Linked DNA regions of Homo sapiens: regions 1, 2, 3 and 5 are each linked to region 4. Evidence: chromatin loops called from intact Hi-C (ENCODE). Cell type or tissue: heart left ventricle. All regions are shown on one strand. Links, peaks and the distances in the headings refer to the core of each region. The heading gives the core; the rest is flanking DNA.

The links. A loop is a pair of places that touch in the nucleus more often than their neighbours do. Peaks named below come from ENCODE experiments on the same cell type or tissue, not always from the same donor. Only the 100,000 strongest peaks of a DNase experiment are listed, where the experiment ranks them.
Region 1: a loop joins it to region 4, with 5 times the contacts of the local background. A loop is called at or near these places in 5 of 110 quality-filtered maps.
Region 2: it touches region 4 in a loop (2.2-fold over the local background); 7 of 110 quality-filtered maps call a loop at or near these places.
Region 3: a loop joins it to region 4, with 4 times the contacts of the local background. A loop is called at or near these places in 8 of 110 quality-filtered maps.
Region 5: it touches region 4 in a loop (8-fold over the local background); 4 of 110 quality-filtered maps call a loop at or near these places.

The regions. Positions count from the first base shown.
Region 1 is chr5:125,041,324-125,047,773 of GRCh38, reverse strand. LOC101927421 (a long non-coding RNA gene) reads right to left here. Exons shown (of 6, transcript NR_109882.1): 2 at 5,535-5,617. Among named protein-coding and RNA genes, the nearest start is that of ZNF608, 300 kb to the right of the region's middle. In heart left ventricle, for the core only: no CTCF peak of the experiment used is centred there; a DNase peak (open chromatin) is centred at 3,793; H3K27ac peaks cover 846 bases.
Region 2 is chr5:125,182,090-125,188,539 of GRCh38, reverse strand. All of the region lies in intron 4 of LOC101927421 (a long non-coding RNA gene), which reads right to left. Among named protein-coding and RNA genes, the nearest start is that of LINC02240, 310 kb to the left of the region's middle. In heart left ventricle, for the core only: no CTCF peak of the experiment used is centred there; no DNase peak of the experiment used is centred there.
Region 3 is chr5:125,195,639-125,202,088 of GRCh38, reverse strand. All of the region lies in intron 4 of LOC101927421 (a long non-coding RNA gene), which reads right to left. Among named protein-coding and RNA genes, the nearest start is that of LINC02240, 290 kb to the left of the region's middle. In heart left ventricle, for the core only: no CTCF peak of the experiment used is centred there; a DNase peak (open chromatin) is centred at 3,348; H3K4me3 peaks cover 1,151 bases; H3K27ac peaks cover 1,709 bases.
Region 4 is chr5:124,904,422-124,910,871 of GRCh38, reverse strand. No RefSeq gene overlaps it. Among named protein-coding and RNA genes, the nearest start is that of ZNF608, 160 kb to the right of the region's middle. RefSeq lists an enhancer at 3,781-4,565. In heart left ventricle, for the core only: a CTCF peak has its summit at 4,051; DNase peaks (open chromatin) are centred at 4,071 and 4,296; H3K27ac peaks cover 1,293 bases.
Region 5 is chr5:123,668,280-123,674,668 of GRCh38, reverse strand. No RefSeq gene overlaps it. Among named protein-coding and RNA genes, the nearest start is that of CSNK1G3, 160 kb to the right of the region's middle. In heart left ventricle, for the core only: a CTCF peak has its summit at 3,509 (motif pointing left); no DNase peak of the experiment used is centred there.

The sequences.
Region 1 (6,450 bases), core at 713-5,712, 140 kb before region 4:
TTACCAAGTTAAGTCCCCATGACATTCCAGTGTGTTTGAAGCAAACCTTTGAAGAGAAAAGCAGCCAGAACCCTAAACGGATGCCCCTCCTATTCCACCCTCCATCTCTACCCCACTTCATAACCCTGGGGCCAGCCCATTCTCTGCCTCCTTCCCTGAGGGCAGAGTGACTAGTTCAAGCACCCCGATGACTCCCTTTCTTTCAAACATTAAAGAGCTTATACTTATCTAGAGTTTTAAATTTACAGTCCTAGATGGGCAGTCATCTTACTCTCTTTATGTCTATGTAAGTGAAATCAGTTTACTAGAATGTAACTTTGAATTGGAAAGATAGTTTTTCTGCTAATGTGTGGAAATGGAAACCCTGAGCTAAGTTTTTTCAATTCTGAAAAAATGAAAATAATCTCTTCTGGGCAATAACGGATCAAATTCAGGGCTGGCCTATCCCCAGGCCCATCTTTCTTTCTCCTCTGGGCCTCTATTTTCTAGTGTCTGGTTCGCATGCCACTCTGTGTCCCATCAGCTTCTGTGCAGGTATAGGTTGCCCACCTGGACTTAGATGTGAAATTCTCTCAACCTGGTATTCATCAAACTCTGTTGTTCGCATACAACCACAGGCCTCCTACAGCCTGCTGGTCCTCTCAGCACTTCTGAGCCCCCACTGGGACTCAGGAGCTTGCACCCACCTTCTCTGCACTGCTCTGGGCTCATAGTGAGGCTGTCCTTGGGACTCCCTGACTAAGTGCCTGCCTTAGTCATTGGCTACTGTCATGACAATACCAGCTGCTCCAGTACCAGATTGGCCTTGAGGATAGCTTAGAGCAGGGGCACCAAGTCTGTAGCTCTCAGATTCTACCAAATGTATCTAGGTGTTTCCTTCTCTCTGTCTCTCTCTGTCTCTCTCTCCATGCTCACAGCTCTCTGGGTTTTGGTGTCTGCTCTCTCAAGCTACAAATTTTGGGAATACTAAACACTCTGTCTCAAGCACCTGCTCTTTCACATACGAAACACTTTATTTTCTTGACTATGAACTCTAAATTATCTGGTCAACATTGGAGGATGCTAATAGTGAACCAACTCATTATTTTTAGAAGTGACAAATAAGGTATATAAAAAATCAGCATTTATTTTGCCTTCTTCTATGGTGTGCACCACAATAACCAAATGATAAGTGGATGGAGAAAACATGATCTTTATAAAAAATATTCCAGCTTATAAATGAAGAAGAAATGTTAGAATTACAATATCACCAGTTTGCAACCTCTATAACAGAGGACATTAACAGCCACAAACACCAAAAAGAGAGAAAACCAGACAGTATGGTATGTGCCTATTGTTGGAAAAACCCACCACTTCCTATATTATTGCCAAAACTCACTGAATAAGTAAATGAATAAATCCGATCAATCTCTACAGTCAATTTATGAAAATGCAAAGCATAGTGTAACACAGGTACCTACTCTTCAAGGATATGATCAGAAAAACCTGGATGGCAAAACTGCAGGACAAACTTGTTTCTTCAACAAATAAATTGCAAAGAAAAAAAGAGAGAAATGGAGGGGAAATCTATAGAATAAAAGATATTTAAAAGACATATTTGCTAATCTTATTGTTCAGGTCATGTTTGGATCCAGGATTAGAAAAAAAAAAAAAAAGGTGTAAGAAGGACATGACATTTACAAGAAAATATTTGATTTGATGTTGACGATATTAAGGAATCGTTGCTATTTTGGGGGTGTGATGATTACTTTGTATTTGCATTAAAGCAAAAGAGTCCTTGTCTTTTAGAGATGTATACTAAAATACAGTTGTCCCTTGTTGTCCCTGGAGAATTCATTCCAAGACGCCCACAGATACCAAAATCTACAAATGCTCAAGTTCCTGATATAAAATAGTGTAGTATTTGCATATAACTTACTCACATCCTGCTGCATACATTGAGTCATCTCTTGATGATTTACATTTAATACAATGTAAATGCTATGTAAATAGTTGTATTGTTTAGGGAATGACAAGAAAAAAAATCTGCACACGTTCAGTATAAATGCAACCATCTTTAACAAAAAAAAAAAATGAATCTGCGGTTGGTTGAATCCACAGATGTGGAACTGATGGATATGGAGGGCCAACTATACTTAAAGGTAAAACTACTTGATACCTGGGATATGCTTCAAAATAACAAGGGGCTAAATGCAATGTAGTATCTTGGATTGAATTCTAGAAAAGAGAAAGAATTTTAGTGGTAAAACTGGTGAAATAGGAATAAAGTCTAGATTTAATTAATAGTTTCACATCAATACTAACATATTCATTCTGACAAACGTACCATGGAATCGTAAGATAGGGAGACATAGGTAAAGAGTATGTGAAAATTGTCCTATCTTTGCAACTTTTCCATAAATCTAAAATTATGCCAAAATATGAAATTTATTTTAAAAGCAATGAGAAGAGAGAAGTGGATGCAGGTGTAGATGGGACAGGATTCACCAAGGATGAATGGTTGTTGAAACTGGATGGCGAGTATAGAGGATTACTATACAACTCCACCTACTCTTGAGTGAGTTGTAAATTCTCCATAATAAAGTCACGTAAGTTAAAAACATTATGATATTTTCTATAGACTATTAAGAGCCTACACAGACCTTTGGAAGCCAGTAATTTGACACTTTGCTCTCTGTATCATTTCTGCCATCAGGGCAGTGGTGCCTAAAGAGTAGGGCAAAGGGCAGGAGCAGAAAGAATTGGAAAACAGCGGAGTTAAATATCACCCAGCTACAATCACTCGCTTCTTTTCTTATTAGACCCCAAATTATTTCTTCCTTTATATTTTAAAATCTTTTTTCACCTGTATTTTTATCGCATTTTAGATCTCTTCTAGCACCATGTGCCCATCTAGGCATCACTTGGTGTAAGGTCCCCACTGCAATATAACGAACAACCACAGCGTATTAAGCAAGCTAGAAGCATATTTCCCTACACACAAAATAAGTCTGGAGGTCAGCAGGCCAAGACTGTCAAAGCAGCTTCATGGAGTTTTGGATGACTCAAGCTCCTGCCTGTCCCCTACTCTTAGATTCCTACGATGGCAGCCTGGTCACCACACTTACAAGATAGCTTCTAGAGCACACCCACATTCCAGGCAGCAAGAAGGGAGGTCAATCCACTTCTCTTTAAGAAAATCTCCCAAAAGTCCTACATATTTCTGCTAACCTTTCACTGACTAAAACATACCCACACAGCCACTCCTGGCTGCAAAGTGGAAATGTAGAAAATGGTCTTTTAATTATACTCTGGCTGTCCTCTACAAAAACAGAGTCCTATTACTGAAAAAGGAGAACGAAGTGGATGTTGGGTAGAAAATTAGCAGCCTCTGCCACAATCAGTCGTGGGAAAAATCTGAACATGCAGTGGCAGAGGAGTCCAACCATGACTTATGCCCAAATTAATTATCCGGCTAGTGCAATCAGCAAAGATCTGGAAGTATCTGTCATCCCACATACGCTGCTGGCTGGTTTATGTTGATTGGTTTGACTGAAAGTTAAAAGTAGAAAACTGCCTGTTCGTTCACCCTTCACAGCAAGATATCATCTATCTACATCAGACGCCAATATATGTGCATTTGTGTCAGCATCATGTATAGTACTAGATACGCCTGCTGTGACTATAATGTCCTTTAAACCTAAAATGGAATCATTATAGATTCCTCCTGGCAGCCCTCTTGAGTCTCTGGGAGACCTTCTGGCCTCCTGGCCAGTCTCCAGAGAGATTCCTGTCTGTCTGCCCGGGAGGAGACACATTCTGGGCTGCCTGCCCACATTCTAACCTGCTGCTCACACGGGTAGAGAGCTGTGTCTATTTGGGTCAGTCCTTCCAAATGATTATTCTGTTGCCTTTAGGTAAGTTCACTTGAATGTCCCACACATACCAACTGTGCACACCACATGTTTGAAAGCCAGTTGCCCAGTAAAAGCAATGAAGTATGTTGGAAAAAGCATCTGAAATATGAGACTGAGAACCAAGCTGGAGCTCTTTTTGGTCCTGGCAGTGAAAGCTTAGGAAATTCACTTAGGCTCTCTAAGCCTCAGTTTCCTCATATGCCAAACAGAGATATTGCTACCACCTCTACTTTCCTTGCAAATATATTGCAAAGCTCAGTTACAATGAGATATTACATGTCACAGTGCTATACTTTACACCAAAAAGAGGTTAATATTATTCTTAATCTAGTGAAAATGTGAGTCATTGAAAAAAGAAGAGAAAAACAAGAAACAACAATAATGTAGCTCAAGCTCATTTGACCAGGGTCAACACAAAGAAATATAGTAACTAGTGCCAAATCTGCAGGATATAAAGAATATAGAGAGACAAAAGAATATAAAGAGACAAAAGGATCAGTGAAATTATATCTGCCTCAGAAATGATAGATTCTAAATGACTTCTCTCAGGAAGTAAACTTACAACATTCTTCGAGCCACCATTTCCATTTATTATCAGCCATTCTTCCCATGGAACATCAGTTCAAAGAGGAAACCTATTGTTAAATACTCTGTTCTCCTCCAACTGAAAGGGTGAACTATGTTTTATTTCTTTTAACTAGTCACCTTTAAAATTCAGCAAGATTCCTATCTCAGCAGCAAAGACCCAAAACTCTCACATAAAATTTTACTGCTCAATACCATCAGCTAGGGTCCATTTCCATTCATGAATATAAGCCTTTGGGCACAAGTATGTAAGTAGTTACATAAACATAAATTCATTCAGGGAGATAGGTGACTTCTGTAGGTGTGAATGTACATGTGTATGTAATTCGATATATTGGAGCCTCTAGAAGGTTCATAGTTTTATAGAGACATCAACAAGAAGTAATTTTAAATCCTTTAGTTTTTGTCAAAAGAAGGAGCTTTAGTTTATGCAACATAAAATTAGAATTGCTTTTACTTGCTACCAGTTTAATATCAACATTTTTATCCAGAGTTAGACACAAAGCTAAACTGCTGGGATTTGACATAACAAAACTGCTCTCCATATGTGAACCAAAAGTCACTTGGGATCTATCGGCCAATTAAGACTCTTTGCTCAGATCTAACTTTAGAGGGTGACTTCTGTCAAGAGCTAAGGAAGAACACAATTCATTATGACTGCAGAACTCAGAGAAGTCAAGAAGCAGATTCACTGGACATTTGTAAACTTTTCCTGTGACCCACAGCTAGAGCAAAGTACCTCTTAATTGTGAATAATTTTTCCTGATAAAAGTTTCTCACTCCTTTCTTAAATCTGGAACTTCCCTTTCTTGGAAAGCACCCATACACACATAACAAAAGGAATTCATTCCAGATGTCCAAGAGGCTTTGCATGTCAGGGTCTGGCTTTCCTGGTTGCAAAGGGAAATTTTGGCAGGTGGTCATAATGGTATTTTGTCCCTCTCAAACTTGCTGCCATCAAACCACACTGTAAAACTCAGCTGGTTTACATTTGTATAATTTTTGCCTAACAAAGGGAGGAAAAGACCACAAGAAAATTAGCTGAATACTCACCAGATCACAAGGCTGAAACACAGGTATAGGTAAATTCATCCCTAAGAGTTTTATCAGTGCTGTGTTCCCAGAACTGTTCCATGCTGTGTGGAGGAAACAAAAGTAGGAAACACTGTCCTAAGTCTTGAGAATTTAAAATGACTTACTAGTGACAAGGTTAATCAGAATAAGAGTGCCACTGTGCTCCCATAGTACCCTGCATAAAGCATCACTGCACATACTACTCGTTATAATCAACAGTTTGTGTGACTGATGTCATCCACCATGTCCAGCCCCCAACAAGAAGCATGGCATATCTGTCATAGTAAACACAGAGCCCAAAGCATATTCGAGAAATGCTAACTCAGTGAATGCAGGAAACAACAGTAGAAAAAATTAAAGAGATGTGAGAGCTGTAGGGATTCAAAATGCAGTCAAACATGAGCCCATTATGTTTCTGGGAATTATCAAGTGTTAATATTTTTTATTCTGCTAATAAGGCATCTCTTCATATTCCTAAGAACCAATTTGAATTTTTCTGCCCTTAATTGTACTACACACTGAGAAACAACAGCTACTATGCTAGAATATATAACCTTTAGTCTGGAAGTCCATTGTTAAAAAGCAGGTATTATCTTACTGCAGAAGAAAGGGAGAAGAGATACTAAGAGTGATGAAGCTGATTTCATTGCTGTGTTTTGTTGACAGTGTATTCCCAAGGGGAAAGGCAGGCTTGCTGGGGGCGGGGGCGGGGTGGGGGGTGGTGGGAAGCGCTCAAACTTAGGTGAAGGCGGGAGATTCTTTTTTTTTTTTTTTTAAGTAAATTGTCTTATTCTGTACAAAGCAGTTCAGATAAAACATCTGCTTATCTGCTTACTACATTATAAACAGTGTTGAGAGTCCTAGACCTTCACTGTGACCCAATTATTCAGCATTC
Region 2 (6,450 bases), core at 537-5,536, 280 kb before region 4:
CCTAAATTACCCAAAAAATAATTGTTAGTTAAGGTAGAGCTAAGATTCAAATTAGTGGTTTGAAAGACCTGGGTCTGTGTTCATCAGGCATTCTTGAATTACTAAGAAGAGACATTCTCAGGCACCCAGAGTTCATGGGAGTTTAGTCTGTGAACACTGAGAGAAAGAAAGGAACATGGCAAAACATCTCAGGAAGCCTCATGAAAGAGGTAGGGACTAAAAGTCACATAAGTAAACCCCTGAGCAAAGTACACTGACAGTGACTGGGTCTCCTGATAATCTTTCAGTCCAGTCAGTGCACAGCTTACTAGTCTAGAGCTTCACCATCATGGGAGGACAGCTGTCTACAATTAGGTACCCACTGCTGCTAATACCATCAGTCAAGTTCCCTCTACTTTCTTCTCTCACACATGACTTTATTTCTTGCACTTAAAGCTTTTGCTGCTTTACTTTTTTTCCTGTGTGTCACTCATCTTCTAGGCTACTCTGCTATCTGCTGATTCTTTCAAAATGTATCACCTTCAAAAGTCCAAAGAGATCATATGCCTGATTTGGCCAGTCATCTTTTGCCAAAAACTACCCCTATTGATTACTGTCCTTGTGCTCTGCCAAAGCCCATATGTCAGGTGCCCTTAGGACAGGTGCCAGTCTCTTGTCCAATATACTGAAGCCAAGGAATGCAAAACAAACCAGACTAAGGGCAAGGGATCACCCACTGCTTAGTTAAGGAAAAGGTCCCATTTTGAGACTTCTCAAAATGACATCTTGCATACATTCCCCAGAAAGTTAAACATTATGACTTTAATTTCATCTAAACGGTCAAAAAATTTTTTTAGTGAGAGATTATGAAAGCTAATTTTTAACATGTCTTCAAAAATTAATAGTGTGAAATGATACCATTGAGATACTTCCAGTAGAATATGGGGACATCTCCCCATTCTGTCCTGATATTTTCTTTGTAACCAACTCTGTACCATGTTAGTGATTTGCATATAATAGCCTCCTGGCACAGATTAAATAAAACAAGTTCCCATTGCAGCTAATAAACTCACTGTAACAAGTCCCTCAACTTTGCCTGGTCACAATGCTCAGCAGGACTGCCATATGTGGAACTGGATGCAAGATAAAAATAACATTATTTTGTGCTTTCAAACCCATACAACTTTATATTGTTTCTTTGGAAATAAATTTTGTTTAATGACCAGTGATTATCTCCTATCTGCCTTGCTATCATACCAGTTTTGTTTTTTTTTCTTTTTAATCACTAGCGTTATCTGTACTTTGGAAGAAGAGCTACAATTAAACATATTTTGAACAGAAGAGAAAAAGGCAGCAGGGCTCTTTTGGCATCCGTTCGTACAGCCTATCATTCCAAAACATTTCTGGTTTTACACTGGTATCATCAACCAATGTCAGCACAGCTGAGGTGGCTGTGCTAATTAACTGTCCTGCCGAACCAGCTGAGAAAGCTTGTAGAAACTCCATGGGAATATGAGCTATTAGAAAGAAATTCTATCCAGTGGAACTAGGGAGCAAACCCAAATATAGAATCAAAACACAGAACAGTTGCCCTTAACCATCAGGTGATAACATCATCAGTTACAAGATGTTAGAGAGTTAGCAGAGTTGAATACCAGGCTGGTATGACAGAATAAAAATTAATTACACGTAAATAGTTCAAGGCCATTTCTTCTTCTGTTTACAACAAAGCTTTTGGGAATAGCTAACTTAGCATCTCAGAAGAGAGAAAGTTCTCACAATCCAAGAGAGAAAGTACTCAAAATCCAAAGGCACATTCTCAAGGGAAAAACCAGTGCAACATAAGAAAGGCTACAATCTCTAAGGGGCTGCTTGAGATGTGTATGGGGTGGGGCAAGAGTGGGGAGGGTTGTTCTGGGAATATGATGAAATCGTAGGTGTCATGCAGGATAGACAATTAGGGTCAAATGCCTGAAAAGGTGTATGTAACGTGACACATTATTCTTTTTCATTACTTCAATCTCTTTGTTAAATTCATCTGATAAAATTTTGAATTCCTTCTCTGTGTCATCTTGAACTTTTTCGAGTTCCTCAACCCAGCTATTTTGAATTCTCTATCTGAAAGGTCACATATCTCTGTTTCTCCAGAGTTGGTTCTTGGTACCTTATTTAGTTTGTTTGATGAAGTCATGTTTTCCTGGATGGTGTTGATGCTAGTAGATGTTCTTCATTGTCTGGGGATTGAAGGGTTAGGTATGTATTGTCGTCTTCACTGGGCTTATTTGTAGCTGTCCTTCTTGGGAAGGCTTTTCAGATATTTGAAAGGACTTGGGTGCTGTGATCTAGGCTGTATGTGCCTTAGGGGGCACCCCAAGTCCAGTTACGCTGTGGTTCTTGCAGAGCTGTAGAGGTACCACCTAGATGGTCTTGGATAACATCCAGGAGAATTCTCTGGATTATTGGATAAAAACTCTTGTTCCCTTCCCTTACATTCTCCCAAACATACAGAGTCTCTCTGTCTCTCTCTCTCTCTCTCTCTCCCCCCCCCCCCCACCTAACATGGGGGGTGGAGTGATACAAGCACTCCTGTGGCCACCACCACTGTGACTGCACTGGGTCAGGCCTGAAGCCAGCACAGTGCTATGTCTCGCCCAAGTCCTGCTGTAACCATTCCCTGGCTACTGCCTATATTCACTCAAGGCCCTGGGGCTCTGCAATCAGCAGGTAGCAAAGCCAGCCAGGCCTGTGTCCTTCCCTTCAGGGTAGCAAGGTCCCACAGACCCCTAATGGGTTCAGAAGTGCCATCCAGGAGTCAGGGACTAGAGTCAAAAACCTTAGAAGTTTACCTGGTGTTTTATTGTATTGCAGCTGAGCTGGCACCCAAGCTACACGATTCAGTCCTTCCCATTCTTCCCTCCCCTTTCCAAAGGCAAAAGGGCCTCACCCCATAGTCACCACCACCCCAGGCCACGAGGAGTACTGCCAGATTGCCAATGTTCCCTCAAAGTCCAAGGGCTCTTAAGTCATCTTGTCATGAATGCTGCCTGGCCTAGGACTCACCCTAAGGTGAGTCCACCAGGGCAGTGAGCTCCCCTCTGTCCAGGGCAGGTCTAGAAATGCCATCCAAGAGGCAAGTCCTGGAATCAAGGACCCCAAGAGCCCACTTGCTTGGTGCCCTACTGCGCTGTGGCTGTGCAGGCATGTAAGGTGCAAGACAAAATCTCCTTTACCTTTCACTCTGCTTTTCTGAAGCAGAAGAGGTTTTGCCCCATAGCCACCACAGCTGGTAATATGCTGAGTCTCAACTGAAACCAGCAAGTCTCAGAGGCTCACCCAAGCCCCTTGACATAGTACCCTGACATATCGCTGCTGGTTATTCAAGACCCAGGGCTCTTCAGTTAGCAGTTGATGAATGCTGCCAGGACTGAGTCCTTTCCTTCAAGGCAGCAGATTTCCTTCTGGCTCAGGGTGTGTCTAGAAATCTCGTCTGGGAGTTAGGGCCTGGAATGTGGGCCTCCCAGCTCTGACCAGTGTCCTATCCTGCTGTGGCTGAGCTGGTATCCAATACGCAAGACAAAGTCCTCCCCACTTTTCCTGCTCTTTCTCTCATGTAGAAGGAAGGAGTCTCTTTCGGAGCCCTGAGCTGTACAGCCTGGGGTTAGGAGAGGGGTGATGCAAGCACTCCCTTGGCTGCTCCAGTTGGTGTCCCAGTATGCCGCGTGCCCGCCTAGTCCACTGTCATTGGGCCTAATTCAGCCCTAGGACTCACCTAAGAGTTGCAGTCCTTATGGCCTAGACTGCCTTTCAAGCTTACTTAGAGACACAGGGTGATCTCTGTACCATGCAGGGGCTGCCAGGGTGGGAGAGGGATCGCATCAGTGATTCAGGACTGTTTTTTATCTCCTCATTGCCCCTTTCAATGATATGAAGTTAAAACCAGGTACTAGGAGTACTGATTTTTCATTCTTAAAAAATCACCACCACCCCAGGCCACGAGGAGTACTGCCAGATTGCAGTACTTATAAAAGGTGTTTCTTCTGTGTAGCTAGTTGTTAACTTGGTGTCCTCGCAGGTGGGGGGTGGAAGGCAGACATCCAGGGGACTTCCTATTCTGCCATCTTGCTCTACCTTCTCACATGGCACATGAATAAGAAAGATTTTGTTTGAGGCCAGGAAAATGAGAAGCTTCAGGAATTTCAAGAGTTAGGAGAGTTTTAATAAAAGTTGCTATGAGCAATGCACCACTACTACCACCATTTTTTTTAAGTTTGTTCAAGATATATAATAAAGAATAAGGCTCTTTACTGGGCTGTGTTTATCTAAATGTAACACTAAGACAGTCTTGGACTCTATAGAGTTTTAGATTGGTAGGCTTTTGTTGAGAACTGTGAAGGACCTGAGATTTTACCCTGCTTGAAAGCTAACAAGTTAACCTGGCAAAAGACATGAGACTCCTGGGGCAGAAACAAAGGACTTCATTACTCACAGCACAGCAAACCACATGAGCTTCTTGTTCATAGCCATTCCCCTTGCACTCCAAGGCCCATGAGGTGACACATTGCTTCAGGGGGATAAGAATACAGTTGGTTTGCATCCCGGCTGAGGGACATTAAGTGTAGGGAACTCGTATATTTTTTATAATGTGCTACAAGCAAACCTGCCTGGGCCTTTCCCCCAAGGGAAACATTATATTATACTGGACAATAAGCAAACCAGTCGTCAGCTCAAGAGAGATGCCATCTCTATCTTCCATGGCTGTTTGTTATGCAGGTGTCCCTGAAAAGATAGTGCCTCTGCTGGCAAGGTATGCCGAAGCATGAGACACCTATGGAGAATTGTCTCCTGAAAGCCTTATACTAACAGAGGCTACTGACAGTATAAGTCGTGCTCTCTTCCACCCACTGGGGCAATTCCAGGGTGGCAGCCAGTAAACATAATGTGTCCCTACAAGTTCCACTGTGCTCTTGAGGCATGCATATCTAGGCATCTGGGGGCATCTCCTTGGCTGTAGGGACACGGGCAATTGTTAGGGATACCATTCATTTGACCTCAAGTCATACAAAAGCAGTATCAGTTATATAACTGAGTCATTATGTGAATTGCCTTCATACTGAGGAAAATGAATATATATCTCAGCAGTTCTCCTTTTTCTGCCTTTTTCTCTATTTGTTCCCATTCCTGGAATTTCTCAACAAGGCAATAATCTCCCATATCCTCAGGCTCTTGAAGAGAGAAGGGTTTATACTATTATAAATAGCTCAAAATGTTCACTAGTTCTATTAATCGAACGCTTTGGGTTACAGGGTTGAAGAATAACAACTTGGAGTTTCTGATTCCCTTCCTAAATGATGTATAAGTTGAAACTGAATCCAGATTCTCTTAAGAAAACAGAAAGAGTCATAAACAACTTTTCTATTTGAATTCCCATGTCATGATGGCTTCAGTGAAACGACATGGGCCTGGAGTCAGAGAGACTCAAATGCAACTCTATCACTATTAGTATGACCGTTAGTAAATTAAGAGACTTAACCTAGGTCTCAATTTACTCATCTGTAACATAGGGATAAAAATACCTACATCCTAGTGTTGTTATCAGGATTAAAGGAGAAAATATTTGTAATGCATTTTGCATAGTACCTGGCTTTATGAATAATAGTTGTTATTATCAGCTTATCCTGTCACGCCAAGGAAGCCATAAAATACAATGTTGTGAGTGCAGGATTGCCCTTAACTTACTGCCTGTGTGAGATCCATTGCTATAGCTATCAATAAATCAGAAGTCAATGACTACTCTCCACTCTCGCCAACATGGAAATGTGTGGTGCTGTGAGATACTCAATTTGACTTCACTTCTTTGGTGGTGGATGCCACCTTTGTTCATTTGAATACTGGAGTTCAAAGGAGGATGCCAATAGGCATTGATGAGCTGCCAGGAAACCAGGTCTCTACAGAGCTTTATCACCTATGAATATCTTGGATACATCCTAAGCCAGGTGTCTTTTTAAAAAAAATATTTAAAAATCACTGTAGATTTTTAAAATTTCATATAATGTAGATTATAACTGCATTCTAAATTAAGGCTCTCCTAAGCACTTGAGTTCTGAAAAATTGCAACTTAGGCTAGAACTTGAATTGTTAGTGCTCAAGTCTGTAATGTCACCATGTCCTTCACCCCTAATCTTTTGCATCAACAAAGCAGTTAAAACAATAAACCCTTAGAAGACAAAGAAACTGAGCTCAGAAAAGATATTGAGTTGTCCAACTCCCTTTCCATTCAGTAAATTATCTCATCTCTGTAGCTGAGTCATTAACTCACAAGGAAGATAGTTACTGAGATTCCACCATGAGCAAATTATTATCCTGGCCCCTGGTGATAGGAAAGTATTAAGGCCTGATGACCACAGTCAGGAAGCTTCATTCTCTAAAGAAGCCACAAGGCAGCTTTTACATTGCACCTGCCAGAGTCAATGC
Region 3 (6,450 bases), core at 652-5,651, 290 kb before region 4:
ACAGGAGGTGCTGATAAAGCTACACAGAAGAGGTAAGGTGAAACGTGAATTTGGTTTTATAAGGATGCAAAGGATGCAGTAGGAGACAAAGAAGGGGAATATACTTCCAAGTTACACCTTCTACGGGAAATGTGATTCTGAAATAATATTTAGGATTTCTGCAGCTTTGTTATAGTTATTAGTCAGACTTGGTAAATAAAGCATGGCCCAGCTGATTGTTTGGTTAAATCATTTCATGATCAGTGTGGGTCCTCACACAACTATTTTGGCGACAGTCATCAGAGCTGTTGCTAAAGAGATGCTGAAATGAATGGATTGGCCATGTTGCAGCTCAGTTCACCAGCAGATATAGATTCAGAGGCAAAGAAATATACTAGCTGACAGCAGAATCAGGCTTTGCCTTTATAGACCATCCCTCTAGTCTCATACCCATCCAAATGACAAATCCCCCATCTGCTCTCAACCTGCCTCCTGAGCCAGTCATATTGCATCAGAGGCCCTATAAGCCAGCAGCTTCCCAAATTGCCCTGGCATTACAGGGGGATGTCTTGCTCTGTGACACCCCATCTAACTTTGGGAGAAAATTCCCATATTTAGTAATGCCTTGCCCATCTTTTCCCAGCAGTTTTGTTTTTTTTTTTTTTAAAGAGTGAGATCTTTAGGAATCATGTTGAGCTTTGAAAAACAAAAGAATTCCTCAACTTGAAAAATAGAGATAAATTCAGATTTTTCAGACTCCTAAGATTCAATCTTCGGAAGCCACAGCCATACCCCCACTGTGGGGATGGCGGTCACTGTCACAATGGTGAGCCTCCTGTTCAGCTATTTTGTCCTGAAACAAAAAAAAAGAGCTCTGTGATAAATCACATCTGCAAGATGTGTTTCATATGTCAAGCACACATAGCTTCTAAATCAAATGCTGATACATGACTTATTCCGTCAAAAGTAAGCAGAATGCTGTAATTTATAATCATCTTGAAGCACACTGCGGAGAAAATGAAAGCAGACCATTAAATTTTAATGCCTGTTCAGCTCTCTGAAAAAGAGTGTTTCTGGCCACTCTGGAAGCAGGGTAGTGTTTCTCACACCATTGTGCACAACCCCAAAAACAGTCTGTGTTTGCCAACATTTGTGGAAACTAATTGAAAAAATGATTTAGCTGTTAAAAGCAGCCATCAGTCAGGAAGTTCTCACGAGCACAGAGGTGCCTGAAGAGGAGCCAGTCCCGTCCAACGCCCCAGTCCCCCTTAGCTTTTTAACAATCGTCTGTTGTTGTGCAAGCCAGCTCCCCGCAGCAGGGCTGCGAGCGAATATTCATTGGGGTGTCATCTCTGCTTAGACTCTCGTCCTGCACACCTATTCATCTGGGTTAAGTGAACAGCAGCATCAGCTCAAATTAAGCTGGCTTGAAAACAGCCACTGTTAATAATTTCTGCTGTGATTCAACTTAGCTTTGGCTAACAGGTGAAGATGTTTCAAAACGGAGGCAATTACAGCTCTGAGAGTGCTTTCCCGCTGCCTGTGTAATCAGAGGAATGGAACACTAGCTCCTCGCGTGCGTGGGGAAGGGCCAGCACAGCCACCATTGGGCTGCATTCGTTATCTGCTAGATTGAACAAGCTGCCTGCCGGGGACAGATGCTTAGCGCAGTGATTAGAATATAAAGCAGTTGCAAAGGCTGAGGGGATTGGAGTCAGCATCCTTTATCTCAACTTACTACAGGCTTTTCTGGTCAGATAACAAGTCTTCCAAACCGTTCTTTATAGACGAGAAATCATATGTATATCAATGCATGAAGACTCATGCATATTCATTAGCCTGTACCCTGTGTGAATTTTCCATTTAGATGGAGAACTGTAAAAAAAAAAAAAAAAAAAAAAAAAAAGAAGGGGAGGTCTTCAATTCTATGTAAGTTTAGTTCCTTTTATAGCCAAATTTTTATGACAAGGAATAAATGGAGGGAGTAAGTGTTAAATATGTACAATAAAAATGCTTGCCAAATTTACTTCATTATTTTCTGAGATTGAAAAGCCCAATAGTTTTACAAATTTCCAAACAGCTTTCATATTTAAGTTTAAAAAAGAGGAAGATAAGTGAAAACTTTGTATAACCCTAGATTTTCACTTACTCTGTAAGGAAAGAAAACTGAAATTATGTGTGGGTTTTGTTACTTTTTAAATTACAGAGATAGCATATTTCCATCTAGAGGGAAATCTATCATTCTAGCACAAAAGTAATTTTTCACGTCAACTGTGCATAACATCAAATTATAGCAAAAACATAGCTGTATACTTCCTAATTGTGGGAATTTTCATACGGTTTATTTCCAGCCAAACATTTTTCCTCTTCTACTAAAAGAAAATCAAGCAGGCTAAATTGAATTTTTATACATTACAATTTCCTGAAATGTAGTTGTTAATGCCTTCTGATGTGCCTGAAGGCATGAATCTTAAACTACCTTTCTCCCCCCAACCAAAGAACTAGGGAAATGAAAAAGACCCTTTCTGCTACTGGTATTAAATTTCCATCGTATACATTAATCTGCTTTCAGAGTATTCTCCTTCAGTGTATTTTCCATTAAGGGCCTATAATAAAGTCCTTGGTATCTTATGTTTAAAGAGCAATTGATTATAGAGCTGTGTATCCCCAAACTATGCATATTTTCTACAAACCACAGAAAAGCAGGGAGGGGTAGCTGGGATGAAGTAGAGGGGGAGGAGAAGATGGAGGAGGGGTTAGCCACATGCTCACTTTTATTTAACAAATCTGTTAAGAGCTTGGAAATAGTTCTCATTTTATAACACCAAGGTTATACTAAGCAATTTATTTCCAGCTAGGTTTTTTAAATAGAGATTAAATAGAGATTGTACTTCTCATCAATTATTTAATAGGCTTTGAGGTTGTGTGTGTGTAAACGTGTGTGCTTAAGAAGTTTTGGGGATACAGGAGTAAATGAGAAAAAAAAAAGGACAATAGAGTTTATAATTGCTAAACATATGATCCAAAGCTGTGTTTGAAATACCTGCTTAACAAGATAGCAAATGACTTGTCTCTTTTAAAAGGTATTTCTTTCTTTCTTTCTTCATTCTTTAGAACCATTCATCTAGACTATCTTGGAATATTCTCAGCAAGAATCCACTGCCTACTGTATCTTCCCCTGACAATTACTGTTGCTCCTTACCCTTGAAGCTTTGAAAGCCTGTGTAACATTAGCCTATCTAGCCCAGTGAAAATGTCTTTACAGATTAGTGTAATGTTAATACTGCTGGCTCCCCGCTTTTGACCTGAAGTGGAATATATTGCACTGCTGGAGCAGATGGAATCAGTTTCACTGGGCTACAGAGATTGGTTGGCTGCCTGCCAAAAGTTCAGTGCTAGTGGCAGTGGAAGCTCCAGCTCAGAATAGCAGGCTTGAATCTATTCTCTGCTCTTGGAGAGAAAACAAAAGTGTCACATAAGTTTGTGTAGAATCAAAATACGTTGGTTAAGATTGTTCATCTGCAGATGTTGACCCAGCATTTGAAAAGTAATTGAATCTTTTGGTGTAAAATGGAGACATCTTTATTCACTTTTGCTGAAAGACATGAGACAAAAGCCAGAGCAAAGAATAAAAAAAGAAATTATCTGAACTCCATTTAACCTTCCAGTTGAATGCCTATCTCACCATAAGAATACAAATGTGTACTTGTAGAGTGTTTAAAGCCTGTCTCCTATTTTATGACTGCAAATAGATCTTAGTCTAAAATAATAGATCAAATTCATAAATGGGGGAAAAAAGATAAGCTTGTATAGCCGAAGTGAAATAATTATCCAAATAGTTCCAAACCAGAATCTAAAACTGGGGATGTGGGGCGGGGAGATCTATTTCCTAAGTTATCCATACTAGCTTTATTATTGACTGCATCATTCAGATAAATGTTCAAAATCCTTGCTGGATTTGTATGAACAGAAAAAGCATACAAATATTTGAAATCATATCTTCCAAAATAGATTTGCCTGTTGATAGCTGTCCTTTCACCTGGAACACTGGGAACACTGATTAAAACCATTAATAACAGCAGCTGAAAACTATGGTTGTCAGATTTAGCAAAATAAATAAATAAATTATGATGTGTGGGGGACTAGGGGGCTCCAATTTGAATTTCAGATAAACAACTCATGATATTTTAGTATAAGAATGTCTCAAATATTGCATGGAATATGGAGCATGCACAATTTGGAATATACTTATACTAAAATATTATTCATTTTTCATTTGAAAGTTGACTTAATTGGGAATCCTGCATTCTACCCGGCAACACTGAAAGATGTACTCTTTATTTTCTTACTTCCTGAATGTACTAAGACATCCTTTCCTTCACACACACACATGCACACACACACCCTAACTTTCAATTAACACAGAGGGGTTTTTTGTATTTATTCATCAGGTTATCTCTAAGTTTATTTTAATCATATTTTCCTCTCAAGTACTGCCTTTCCACAGCAGTAAAACATATGCTGTTTGCTGCCTAAGTAGATGGGTAATGTAAGCTGTGATGTGGAGAGAATTCTTCTCTTATCCGTTCTCTCTGAGGGTGTAGTTACAGAAACATATATATGTGCTTTTATCTGTGATAAGAGCTACCATCTGCTAGCTGCAATGTGCACAGCTTACCGTCTGAAGTGCTTATACATATTATGAAAACACACAGCTTTTGTGTATGTTGAGAATACATATAGACTCTGTTCTAATAAACCAGAATATTAGCTTTTGAATATGTCAGATCGATGCAAAATATAACCATAATTATGGACAAGAACGATTAGAGCTGGCACGTTGCCATGTGTGTATTTATGCCAGTAGCATCTTTGAGATCTTTTAATATTGCATTATTTGCAACCTCTTCCTATGAGATAGTTATTTTAGAAAAATGGACCCTTTTCAATGAGGAAAGGCTTTTGCTTCATTCAAGGAGCAAAGTTTCATGCCAGGGATACCAAATCCCTGGGATATGGGCTCCATATACGTGAGCAACGGGAGAGACTGAGACCGCGCGACAGAACATATAAATCTGAGTTACTTTGACCTTTAATCCAGGAGAGCACGAAGAGAAATGCACTAGGAAGGTTGGTTTGTAGCTGTCTGGAGACTGATAAGCTGTAATAAAGGTGCACTCAGTTGCAATTCATCTAAAGCTTCCATTGCTATCATCCTCCTTTTTCGATTTTTGTTACCTCGAGTACTTATCTAAATCCCTTTCAATGCCAGCTTGAATGCACTTTGTGTTCTCTCCAACTGTGACTAGGGCTGTCTGTGTGCGTCCGTGTGCTACAGCACACTCTCTTTCCCCTTGTTTGACAAGAACCAATGCCAACACCTAATTAAGGATAAGCCACAGAGCTCTCGGCTTTATCTTTGTCAACTGCTCCATTCCTAGCTTTCTGCCTAGTTGAGTTTTTAATGACATAAGCAACAGTTCAGTTCAGCATTCCTCAGGCCCGTTCCAGATCTCAGTGACTAAATATGGCAAGCAGCAACAGCGAAAAGATGCTGGCCCTTTGTGCCCCATGTCCTGTGAACACTGGGGAAATAGGGCCACACTGGCTTCCATGTGTTATCTGCCCACTCTGCACCTGCAGTGCGGACATGCAGGGAGGAAAAATTCACACGATGTCTCTCTCAGAAGTTTTCCAAATCTTCCAGGCACTTAATTTATGAAGAAGTCTCATCTGTTTCAATTTCATATTACATTGTATTAAACATTCTAACTCAATTTTGCAAATGTAAGAGTTAATCATTCCCTAAAACTCTGGTGAAATCAGATTAAGATGCCTGTTACTTCCAAACAGCCAATTCACTGTATATTTTTAAAATAAAGTATGGCGTGTGTGTGTGTGTGTGTGTGTGTGTGTGTGTGTGTGTGTGAGAGAGAGAGAGAGAGAGAGAGAGAGAGAGACAGAGACAGAGACAGACAGAGAGTGAGAGAGAGAGAGAGAGAGAGAACAGAGGAGCTTCTACCATATTTTCCTGTCTATACTTTTCCATTATACTAGTAGAAGTGCAATCCTTTTCCTGGAAGGTGAGATTCATTGTTAGTTTTAAATATGTGCATTTGCATTTCTCTTTGTTCTCTGACCTTGGTTGAAGCTTAATGTTTTAAATGATCATAGAACTGTCACAAGGCATGGAGTTATCTCAAGACAATATTTGCTGAAAGATCATTGAAACAAAATATATCCAAATTGTGTGTATCACTGGTGTTGGTGTGATTTTTGACAATGTTAAAGGCACCTAGATTCAGTGGGGGAAAAATTGATTATTTGTTGCATTTTCTATTGCTGCTTTGCTTCAGCTTTATGTTTTCTTTAAAATTACAAAACATTTTTTGTTCTGACTTCAATATCATCTCTTTTTTCAATTCACTTGGATGTGTTGACTCCATTCAAACTTTTGTTTTGTTTTGTTTA
Region 4 (6,450 bases), core at 1,001-6,000:
GGTCTATTTTATGCAAATGAAGGATTCAAACTTGTTCAGTTCTGACTGGTCAAAATATTCAAGCCCTGATGGTGTGGTTTCCAAGCCCCAAAGAAGTCTCTGTCAGATATTTCTAGCTATGGGAGGTTGGGGTGGAGAGGGTTCCAGCCACAGTTTATCTTGGCATGGAATACAGGACAACAGTAACTGGTTTGTTTTGATTGTAGAAAAGGAGGTCCTATGACACTTTCACAACATCTTTCTAAGAACACAGAGTATGTGACCCTCACCCAGCAATGGCCCCTTGATTCTGTTTTAATTTTGAGCACCTCAGTTAGCTATAGGGAGTCCATTTTGTCTGTCAGCTGCGGGTACACTTTAACACATTCAACACAGAACTCTTCTGTGACTGGATATGTGAGGATTTTTCCCCACACCAAGCAGTTCTCCACTGGACACCAACTGGAAGTTCTATTAATTCAAGTCAATTCTGACACTATCTAACTGGAGACAATGTCACATCCCACAGGTTAAAGGATCAGTCCCACAAGACTGCCCCCAACTTCAGATGCCAATCAGCAGTCCAGGCCACTCATAGTTCTGACCAACTGGCTATAGCCACAACCCCTTGCTTGGGTTCAATGAATTTGCTAGGATGGCTCACAGAACTCAGGGAAACACTTATATTTGCTGGTTTATTATAAAGGCTATTATAATGGATACAGATGAAATGACAGATGAAGAGATCCATAGGGCGAGGTACGGGGGAAGCGGCATGGAGCTTCCATGAACACCTCCACGTGTTTAGCAACCTGGAAGTTCATCAAATCGTGTTGTTCAAGAGTTTTTATAGAACTTGACCTCAAGCCCTCTCCTTCCCAGAGATACATAATACATGAGTGGGGCTGAGAGTTCCAAACCCCTAATTATCTAATCACCTGGTCTTTCTGGTATCTGGCCCCATCCTGAGGCCATCTAGGGGCCCTACCCTAAGTAATCATTAGCATAAACTCAGGAAGTATCAAAGGGGCTTATTATGAACAACGAAAGATACTCCTATCAGGAAATGCCAGGGGGATTAGGAGCTCTAGGCAGAAACCAGGGACACAGACCAAATGTATTTCATATTATACCATGTATGTCAAACTGCTTTCTGGAAGAAAAATAAAGAAGGGAATGGAAGGGGAAAGGGAAGAGAAGGAAAGGAAGGGGAGGGGAGTGGAAAGAGAACAGTAGACTAAGTGATATGAGTTAGGTTAGGTGAGGTTATCACAGTCTTTATTCTTACAACCCTAGGAGCTGCAGTGAAGAATTTCAATAAAACATGTAGTATTTCCAGCACATTGTTAGTGATGTTCTATGGTCACTATCATTTTTCTCTTTGTGGGAAATTCAATTTGTCCCTATTAAGCCAAGGTCACAGATTGAAGAATCTTAGTGGCCATCCAGGCTCTGCCTTTGAAGCAAAGGGTCAGTGCATTAGTACAAAAGGGAATTAATCCAGTACACTGGCTCACCACACAGTGTTTAATTCATTTAAAAGAAATGACCTATTCTAGGTTTCCATCTGAACAATCAGAAGCCTCCCTTCTCCCAAACAAGAACGTCATTAATGAATATTCAACGGAAAGTATTACTTCATTGTCAGCTCTAATTGCTAGTTTTACCTTATTAGTAGAAGCTTTTCTGTGGCTGAGCCTGACATACATTTGTTTGCACACTGTTATTAGTCAAGACTCAGTGAAGTCTTGTAATTAACACCTCCACATTATCTCATGCAGTGAAAGCAAAGACAAAACCAGATGACTCACTTTGTTTCAGCTTTGCTCTTGTTTTCTGATACAGAAGCACTTAAGGAGAAGTGTAAGCTCATCAGAATGCCATATGGAGCCAACAGAAACCATAAAAGGGTTTTCAGGAAGCAGTGCATGGAAGTTCATTAAGTGAACAACACTATAATCAACATCCTGATTTGAAACTCTTACCGGCTACTAGTAAATTGTGCAGGTACATTACCTGCATCACACTCAGCGCCATCCAGGTCGCTGATGAAGGATCCATGTCCCCAAGAAGCAGGGGAGATAACATATTCTCCGTAAACATAATGAAGTTAATGATTCACATGACAGTTAAATAGCTTTCAGAAATCTTATCAGTTTAGAGATAAAGCAGACCAAGGCAATAAGTGTGTTTTAATCATTCCTACTATTGAAAACACTGTGACTAAAAGCTGGCTTCCAGCAGCCTATAAATGATATTTCCGTAGAAAATGGGGGAGGAGGAGTGGAGGAAATGTCAACAGTTCATATTTTAGTTTTATATTTGGGAAGAGCTCTTTCTCCAAATGTCTCTGTTAAAAATAATTTCTAGCAAAAGAGATTTGAGAAAGCAAGATATCACATTTTTTCCTTTTATAAACTTAGCCTAATTGTCTTATTTTTATTTTTAAATGCAAAAATAAAACACCAAACCTTAAAAGAAATACCATTATCTGAAATTTTAACAATTAAATATACAAAATCTGTCACAGTTTAAAAGAAATAATTGCTTACTTCCTGCTTGCAAGTGTTTCTTTCCTAAAATAATATACACAAGGAGAGAATCAGCTACAATAGGAAAGAGGAATAATATATATGTAATGGTATAATGACCTTCCAATTAGCAAGAACAGTATTCCCAAAGCAATGAAGAATCTGGGCATTAAATTAAAATCATTATTATACAGAATTTGCACGGCTTGAATGGTCAGATTGCAAATCTTATTTACAAGTGGAAACAGGCCAAAAATGTTATGGACCTCTATATACACGAAATTTCCAGTATTACAAAAGTAATCCATCAGAAAGTAACAATCAGGCCGGGAGCGGTGGCTCGCGCCTGTAATCCCAGCACTTTAGGAGGCCGAGATGGGCGGATCGTGAGGTCAGGATATCGAGACCATCCTGGCTAACACAGTGAAACCCCATCTCTACTAAAAATACAAAAAAAAATTAGCCAGGCGTGGTGGCGGGCGCCTGTAGTCCCAGCTACTCAGGAGGCTGAAGCAGGAGAATGGCGTGAACCCGGGAGGCAGAGCTTGCAGTGAGCCGAGATCACGCTACTGCACTCCAACCTGGGCGACAGAGCGAGACTCCGTCTCAAAAAAAAAAGAGTAAGTAACAATCAAAAAGAATGCCTACAAGTTGCCCGACTCTTCTGGAAACATCCTGGTGGGCTTGTAACTAACTGATCATGTCATAAGGAAATCACCCTTTCTTACAGGCATTTTACTTTGTCACCTTTATCATCCAAGTCACAACTCTGTGCAATATTGGTCTATCGTTCTGTGCCAGCACACAAGCTGGTTTATTTTTTTATTTATTTATTTTCATTTATTTTCACGACAGGGTCTCCCTCTGTTGCCCAGGCTGGAGTGCAGCGGCGTGTTCACACCTCACTGTAGCCTCCCACGCTCAAGAGATTCTCCCACCTCAGCCTTCCTAGTACCTGGGACTACAGGTGCCCGCCGCCAAGCCTGGCTAATTTTTGTATTTTTTAATACAGACGGGTTTCACCGTGTTGCTCAGGCTGGTCTCGAACTCCTGAGCTCAGGGATCTGCCCGCCTAGGCCTCCCCAAGTGCTGGGATTACAGACATGAGCCACTGAGCCTGGCCAACAGGCCAGTTTAAATGACTGAGTCACAAATGTTACTACACAGTTGCAATTTGGGAAAATTATTAAATTGGGCAACTTCATGGTAGAGATCCCAGGTATTCTATCCCAACCCCAGCAGTAACTTTCCGTAAAAACCAGCACAGGTTTCAGCAGACAGAACTTTGGCCAGCTCTGTATTTTGCCTCTGCCTAAAAATACTACCATTAAAGCATTTTCACATTTGTGCCACTGTGCATGTTTTGGCTTCAGGTGCCTACTTTGCCCTGTTGGTCCAGTGCTAGCCCTGAGGCTTAGGTTTCTGGCAAATCTATTGCACCAGAAGAGAACAGTCTGAAAATAGAAACATGGACTGTTTTGTCGCCATTGAATGGAAAGGCTAATAATAGCATTGCTTCATTGTTTGGCACTGACTCAAGGCTACCACAGCCAAGGAGCAGCGCGCCCTGCTGCAGTAACCAAATCATAAAGTTTCTCCAGGGAATGGTGCAGCTTTTCAGAACATGTTTTATATTCTGGGATTGCTCAGGAAGGAACTAGTTCAGAAGCCGTTTTGACATAAGTGTGGTTTGTTTCCAATTTAAAGGGAGGGGGAGGGGCTGGAGAGCCAAGCCAGGAGGTCAGTTGCAGAAGGGATGCAAAAATGTCGTTAAGGAGTTCCTGACAGGTGGTGATAGGGCTGTGGCAGTGCAGCCCGAGGCCTGGCAGGGAGTTTGTCCCTGTCAGGTTCTCAGTGTGCTCTCAGGGCTGCCTTCACACTCCTATTATGTTTATTTCTGTTGAACTTAAAGAGTGACCTTTTCAAAACTGCAGTGCATTGTTGACCCACATGCATTTTTGAGACCTAATTTTCCTGAATGCCTTCCTTGTTCCTGCATAAGAGAACTTTGTTAGAGAAAATGGGAAGAGGCTGAGGATAAAGAACACTGGAATGGAAATCTTTCAGGCATTGAATTCTGCCTGCTATTAATAATTTAGAAGTGTTTTTAATGCCCTGATATGGAAGGAAGGTTTTTTGACACCAAAGGCATCTAAATATTAATTTCAGAGGAATTGGTTGTTACAAGCAGTTAACATCCATTTTGTTAGTTGACCTCCCAAGGAAGGTTAATGCACTAAAATCTGGTCATTAAGTATAGTAACAAATGTTTTTTCAGGGAGGTTATTACTATCATAAACTCTAATCCATGGTTCACAGGCAGCAGCCTCTAGTGCAGTGCTCTGACTAATGAAGAATTAACTATTTCTGAGCAGTTAATAAAGATTTTTTTCCTCACCAATCAACATACTCTACATGATCCTTATAATTACTAAAAGCATTAAGCCCCTGGTATGAGTGCCCACATGTCAGACGGGAATTCTACTCTGAGTAAATGACAAATGGCAAACCTAATCCCATTTCACTTAATTTTTTCTAACATGTTCACTGAAATAAGAAATAATGGAATTCCTAAGTATTAGAAAAAGATGGTTCAGTCCAAAGCATTTGTTAAATGAGTATTGATGAGGTCTTTAGTCATATTTTATTGTGATGGAAGATTTTATACTCCAGTTCAGTTCTTGTTAGAATCAAGAAGTTAATTGGCTCCAAACAGGGGTTTTTACTTGCTTGTTTTGTTTTTCCTTTATTAAGAAGTGCACTCATCCACAACAACACAGGAGAGAAAGACTTGTGTGAGGAACACTAATATCTGCCTCATAACAATAAGAGGGAAAAGGTACAACCTAACCTTTCTAAAAAGCCTTGGGGCAGTGTTTTGCTTTTCAATGGAAAGGTCGTCCAGAATTAATTAAAGTCACTTTCCTGCTGAGGAGCAAGCATTTGACTTTACTTTGAAGGCTCAAAGAAAGTTGCTCATACTGATTTCTTAGAGACCCACATTTAAGACAGCATAGCCAAAGCAATTGGTCAGCCTTTAAAAAGTAACCTCCTTTTGGAGTCAAAAGTCTGAACAATTAATACACTGAAGACTTAGGTGCCTCTGAAGACACAGGCCAGAATTGGCAAGGCAAAACAAAAAGGGTAAGAACAGCTTACTTTTCCCTAAGAACTATTACCTCTCATTCAGGGAGGATCAGTCCTCACATTTACGTACACCATTTTCCTTCTTATTTTTAACTTAAGCTAAATCCTGTCGTTGGGACAGCTGCTCCCATTAAACAGAGAGGAGGAGGATAAAACCATACTTAGCAAAAATAAAAAGGATGTCATCTTATCGAAAAGAAAATGTATTTTGTAAAGGTTTGCATTACATAGGGAAAAAAAGGGGGTCAAATACACAGACAGTAACTCACCTTCTCAAAATATTCCTCTGCTGGAAGATTCTACACACTGTGCCTACCTAAATAAATAACCAGTAGGGTTGGCCACCTGCAGTGGCTCACGCCTGTAATCCCAGCACTTTGAGAGGCTAAGGCAGGCGGATCACTTGAGGTCACGAGTTCGAGACCAGCCTGGTCAACATGGCAAAACTCCGTCTCTACTAAAAACACAAAAATTAGCCAGGCGTGGTGGTTGCATGCCTATAATCCGAGCTACTCATGAGGCTGAGGCAGGAGAATTGCTTGAACCAGGGCGGCAAGGGGGAGGTTGCAGTGAGCTGAGATTGTGCCACTTTACTCCAGCCTGGGTGACAGAGCGAGAGTCCGTCTCAAATAAAATAAAATAAAAAACGAGCATGGTGGGGTGATCTATGCACATTATGATTTGTCTGAGAATCATTTGTTTGGCGCTTTGCTTGCTTGAAGATGACTCCATTAGTTTCCCACTTACGAGTGAAGGTTAGTGACTTAGTCTTCCTGAGCTTCAGTTTCCTCAT
Region 5 (6,389 bases), core at 1,390-6,389, 1.2 Mb after region 4:
TGGGTGCAGCACACCAACATGGCACATGTATACATATGTAACAAACCTGCACATTGTGCACATGTACCCTAAAACTTAAAGTATAATAATAATAATAATAATAAACAATGATATGGGCCGGGCACAGTAGCTCATACCTGTAATCCCAGCACTTTGGGAGGCCAAAGTGGGTGGATCCGTTGAGGTCAGGAGTTCGAGACCAGCCTGGCCAACGTGGTGAAACCTCCTTGTCTCTACCAAAAAAAAAACAAAAATTAGCCAGGCGTGGTGGTGGATGCCTATAGTCCCAGCTACCAGGGAGGCAGAGGTTGGAGAATCACTTGAACACGGGATGCAGAGGCTGCAGTGAGCCGAGATCGCGCCACTGCACTCCAGCCTGGGCGACAGAGTGAGATCTGCCTCAAAAAAAAAAAAAAAAACACGTTTACCTTCAAGTTATCTTTGCAATTATGGAGGATGGGGTGCAAGAAAGAAGGCAAACAGAAAACAGGCATCAACATGACTTTTACTAGGTAATTCTAAGTCATGCCAGCATTTCCTGTCCATCATGTTTGCAATCTAGGAGGAAGAGGAAAAAATATAATGTAATTTTATTTAAACTCAGAGCCTAATCACCAATGACCTTTAATCTCTGAAATCAGTACTACTGCCCATATGCTAAATGCAATTATGAAATTTGATTTCCTATATGTAGTACGCAATGAAACTGTTTTAATTGACACTGATATATATCTGTAATAACTTCTGTAGAAATTAAAAATCAATGCCAATTTCAACTCTCTGGGTAATTTTTTATTGAACAGATAAAAAATTCACATGAGTTCAACACTTGCAAATGGCAAAACAACAAATAAAACAAAAAAAAAACAACAACAAATAAAACAACAAAAAAACACAGCACTCTACTATTATAAACCCAGAACCAGTCTTTAGGCTACAGGGCTTACCAAGCTCATTGAACAAACTTGCTCAACCCTAAGTTGGCTTCAGAATTTAGGGAGACTCCCAAAATGTTCTGACAAGCAGGAACGCCTCAATAACTTTCACATTTTCTCTACTCCTACCCTCATATCAAACCACCAGCACTTCTATGCTTCATTCGCTTTTCTGAGACCTTTTTGTCCAGCCTTAAATGAGATACAGCTGAGGATAATGGAGTAAATCTCACTATAATCAAACTAGGTCCCTGTATTCAGACACCACACACTGGGAGGCCAGGTACACTGACCCAGGTTCCAGTGGTTGGCCTTTGATTAGACTATGCTAACCAGAAGAGTCAACATAAATGAAACAATGTGCATGAATGCAGGAATGCACACACACACACCACTGGGTAATTGGCGAGACAGCTGTTGCTGAAGCTGTTGCAACTTACAGTTGGCATTTATAGGTAACAAGTTCCCAGTACCTTTCATCACCAGTGGGAGGGACAGCATTGTCCTGTGGGCACTCGATATCTCTGAGCACCAGGCAGATTGAAAACAAGCCTCTCCTAAAAGGACAGTCAGCCCCTCTCTGGTGCATTCACTTCAGCTTTTCCTTCCTAAACTGCTGGCTAGAATTTAACAAGACTTTACAGACAGCAAATGCTGCAGATTGGGAAAGCTGTCAGAGCTATTATTTCCTTTTTCTTTCCCACATTGATTTCATTCGAAACTGAACATATCAGCAATTAAGCCTGTCAAATCTAGCATTCAACTTCCTATATAATTTTGAAAGTATTCCCTGTTGTCATCAGGCCGTCTGTGGTTGGGTCCTCTGTATGAATTCCCACAGGGACACGATCATACCAGGGGTCCAAGTCAGGTAGTATCTTTTCCAGGAATCCAAGCCAAGTAGTATTCCTCATAATAAGAAATATAAAGGTGAAGCATAATAAGAAATATATTCTTGTGTTAAAAAGAAGAGGAATAGAAGTGAATTGTATAGCAATAGAAATTGTATTCAGCTGGGTTGGGAAAAACCTGTGCAAAACTAGTGCATGGTCTAATTTTTATAATATAGATTTGTATTTATTTGTAAGTGTGTGTATGTATGTGTGTGTGTGCATACATATATATAGAGGGAGTGCTAGACTGTAACAAATAATAGCATGGTAAGATATATGCTTTTATTTATTTTCACTTATCCATATTTTCTAAGGTTTCTACGGTAATCTTGCATTAGTTTTCTTTTATAAAAAATGTTTAACTAGCGTGAGATGAGCTATAGGAAGAATGTGTGTGGAACATAAATCTCCTTATATAGGGCCAGAAAACCCAACTGTGTATAAACAGAAGGAAATATACAATTGTATGTAAGTAAACATACACAGAGCTCAGGAAAATAGAGTTGAGCCTGTGAAAACAGCAGAGCTGGAATCGCCTCCCCAGAATATTTATATCCACCCACAAAGTTATTTATATAAACTCATGGTCCAAGACTTCCCATGCTACATTCTTGCCATTTACACAGGCCCAGTGGCCCCAGAAGAGCCTCCTTTACAACTCTACTGTTGAGTACTTTAACCTTGCTCTGACATATAAATTCAAATGGCAATATATTATAATATGGGAATCTTCTCCAATCATGGAGCAGAAAAAAAAAGGAAAGTAAAGCCACCAAACTCTTCCAAATGCCATTTTTTTTGGGAGAAATAAGGGGCCAGAGGAGAAGAAGGGGTGGTTTAAAAACAAACAAAAAAATGATTCCCTCCTTTCAAGCCAAAAGCACGAAATCGTAACCGCCTTATAAATTTACCAATTTGTGCTCCATGTAAATCTCAAATGGGAGTTCTCCTAGTGAACCCTCCCCTAGAAAGTTGTTGCCAGGATGTTTATAGAATCATTACTGGTAAGTTTTTTTTTTTCTGCAGGAAAAGTCTCAGCTGCAGCTCCATTATTTGGGGGGTACAAAATGTATTTCAGGAAGCAGTATGCTCTTTTATTTTTTTTAAAGACTAATTCAGATCGTAATTATATTCTCACAAAGAAATTGAGAAATAGGAAATTTTTTTGGTAGATCAATGGCTTTATTCAAGCAACAGCTCATGAATAAATCTCTTTTTAAAGACCTAAAATGTGACACAAGCTCATTATTAAAAAATATTCAAATAACTAAGTATATAGCTTTAAGGGGAAAAGCTGTAGTATAGCATTCTGAACCAGAGCTGCATTCTCAATGATAAATCTTTTTTTTTTTAATTATTGGGGAAAGTACATTTTTGGTTAGATTAAAATGAGATCTGTGAGATCACTTTTCCTACAGATATTTCAACTGTAACAAAATAATGCAACACTAATCTGTAAGACTTTTTCGGTAATAGATGTTTTTCCTCAGTAAATCAATGCAAAGGCTAATTGGGGTGGAAGGTGGCTATCTCTCGTGGTTATAAATACATTTGCATTGCTATCAATCTTTTTTCCACCACCAATGTTAAACGAGGCTGAACAACCTAAAGAGGAGAAAAAAAAAAAAAAAAAAAAAAAAAATTGAAGTTCAATGTTAGCACATAGTAAATGCTGCCATCAAGTGGCCGAATGGAGAGTTGCCCTAACCAAAAAAGTTGTCACCTAAATTACTAACACAATGTTTAAAACCAGGAATCAATCTTACTCATAGTTTGACATATGTTTTTATTATAATCAGGGGCAGTATGCGGTCTGTGGCCCATTTTTGTATGGCCCTCAAGCTAAAAATGTGGCCCATAAAGTCTAAAAAAAAAAAACAAAACAACAAAACTCTGCAAGTGAATATTCCTACAGTAGCTTACTACTAAATCATATGTCCTGATCTCTTATTCTGTCTGTTGCAAGTTATATGTTGGTGACATTGACCTTGGACCATTTAATGTTAAGTCGTTGAATTCTATTTTCTGATGTAAAAGTAAATTGTTTTATTTAGTACTCTGAGCACCTAATATATGCAAACTTCATTTTAATAATTTTCACTTCTCATTGCTTAGGACCAACTTTGAAGTGGATGGGATATGTCTGAATAATAACAAGTAATTTCCCTAAAAGACAACCTAATGCTTTCACATATTAGACAGTGTGAGATACAGCTTTTCAAGTCCTTGAACATCCACCCCCATGTCTCTATGATTAATTGTAATATTAGTGATATTATTTCAATTTCATGTGTCAAGAAAGAAAAGTCTGATATGATGTTGAGAATCACAAAAATATGTACTTTTTTAAGTCAACAGATTTAATAGTGGTCATGAGAAACAAATTTTTCTTTTATTTGCAAAATAACAGATGCAAAGCATTGCCTACAAGTTAGAATGTTTATTCACAAAGACATTATAAATGATGCAGACAAATAGCTAATCATTGCTCAGTGAACAAACATTTTAAGTATGCATTTCATAATTAATAAAATTTTGAAAGTAGGCACAGGTTTTGAGGTTTCCAAAGTTCTATCATACTTATAATATAAAATATTTCTCAAAGTATAGTCACCATTCCTGGCAATGAAATTATAAGAAGTGCTTATTTTTTTTTAACTTTTATTTTAAGTTTGGGGTACATGTGCAGGTGTTTTACACAGGTAAAAACTTGCATCATGGGGTTTTGTTGTACAGATTATTTCATCACCTAAATTTTAAGTCTAGTACCCATTAGTTATTTTTCCTGATAGTCTCCCTCCTTCCAACCTCCACACTCTGATAGACCCCAGTGTGCGTTGTTCCCCTCTGTGTGTCCACATGTTCTCATCATTTAGCCCCCACTTATAAATGACAACATGCAGTATTTGGCTTTCTATTCCTGTGTTAGTTTGCTAAGGATAATGGCCTCCAGCTCTATCTATGTTCCAGCAAAAGACATGATCTCATTCTTTTTTATGGCTGCATGCTGTATGCATACTACATTTTCTTTATCCACTCTGTCACTGATGGGCATTTAGGTTGCTTCCATGTCTTTGCTATTGTGAATAGTGCTGCAATGAACATAAACATGCATGTGTCTTTATGACAGAACAATTTATATTCCTTTGGCTATATATCCAGTAATGAAATTGCTGGGTCAAATGGTAGTTCTGTTTTTAGCTCTTTAAGGAATCACCACACTATCTTCCACAATGATCGAGCGAATTTACACTCCCACCAGAAGTTTATAAGCATTCTTTTTTCACTGCAACCTCACCAGCATCTGTTATTTTTTGACTTTTTAATAATAGTTACTCCGACTGGTGTGAGATGGTATCTCATTATGGTTTTGATTTGCATTTCTCTAACGATCAGTGATATTAAGCATTTTTTATATGCTTTTTGGCCACAATGTATGTCTTCTTTTGAAAGTCTGTTCATGATCTTCACCCACTTTTTAATAGTGCTTTTTTTTCCTGTAAAGTTCCTTATAGATGCTGGATATTAGACCTTTGTCAGATGCACAGTTTGGGAAAATTTTCTCCCATTCTGTAGGTAGTCTGTTCACTCTGTTGATAGTTTATTTTGCTGTGCAGAAGCTCTTTAGTTTAATTACATCCCATTTGTCAATTTTTACTTTTGTTGCAATGGCTTTTGGCATCTTAGTCATGAAATCTGTGCCCATTCTTGTGTCCAGAATGGTATTGCCTAGGTTGTCTTCCAAGGTTTTTATAGTTTTGGGGTTTACATTTAAGTCTTTAACCTGTCTTGGGTTGATTTTTGTATATAGTGTAAGGAATGGGTTCAATTTCAATCTTCTGCATAAGCCAGTTATCCCAGCACCATTTATTGCATAGAGAGCCCTTTCCCCATTGCTTGTTCTTGTCAGTTTTGTCAAAGATAAAATGGTTGTAGGTGTGCGGCCTTATTTCTAGGCTCCTTATTCTGTTCCATTGGTCTACGTGTCTGTTTTTGTACCAGTACCATGTTATTTTTGTTATTGTAGCTCTGTAGTAAAGTTTGAAGTTGGGTAGTGTGATGCCTCCAGCTTTCTTCTTTTTGCCTGGGACTGCCGTCGCTATTTGGTTCTTTTTTGGTTCCATATGAATTTTTAAATGGCTTTTTCTAGCTCTGTGAAGAATGTCAATTGTAGTTTAATAGGAATAGCATTGAATCTATAAATTGCTTTGGGCAGTATGGCCATTATAACAGTATGAATTCTTCCTATCCATGAGCATAGAATGTTTTTCCATTTGTTTGTGTCATCTCTGATTTCTTTGAGCAGTGTTTTATAGTTCTTGTAGAGATATTTCACCACCCTGGTAAGCCGTATTCTTAGTACTTTTTCTTTTTTGTGGCGATTGTAAATGGGATTGTGTTTCTGATTTGGCTCTCAGCTTGACTGTTTTTGGTGTATAGGAATGTTAATAATTTTTGCACATTGATTTTGTATCATGAGACTTTGCTGAAGCTGTTTATTAGCTTAAGGAGCTTTTGGGATGAGATTATGGGGTTTTCTAGATATAGAATCATGTTATTT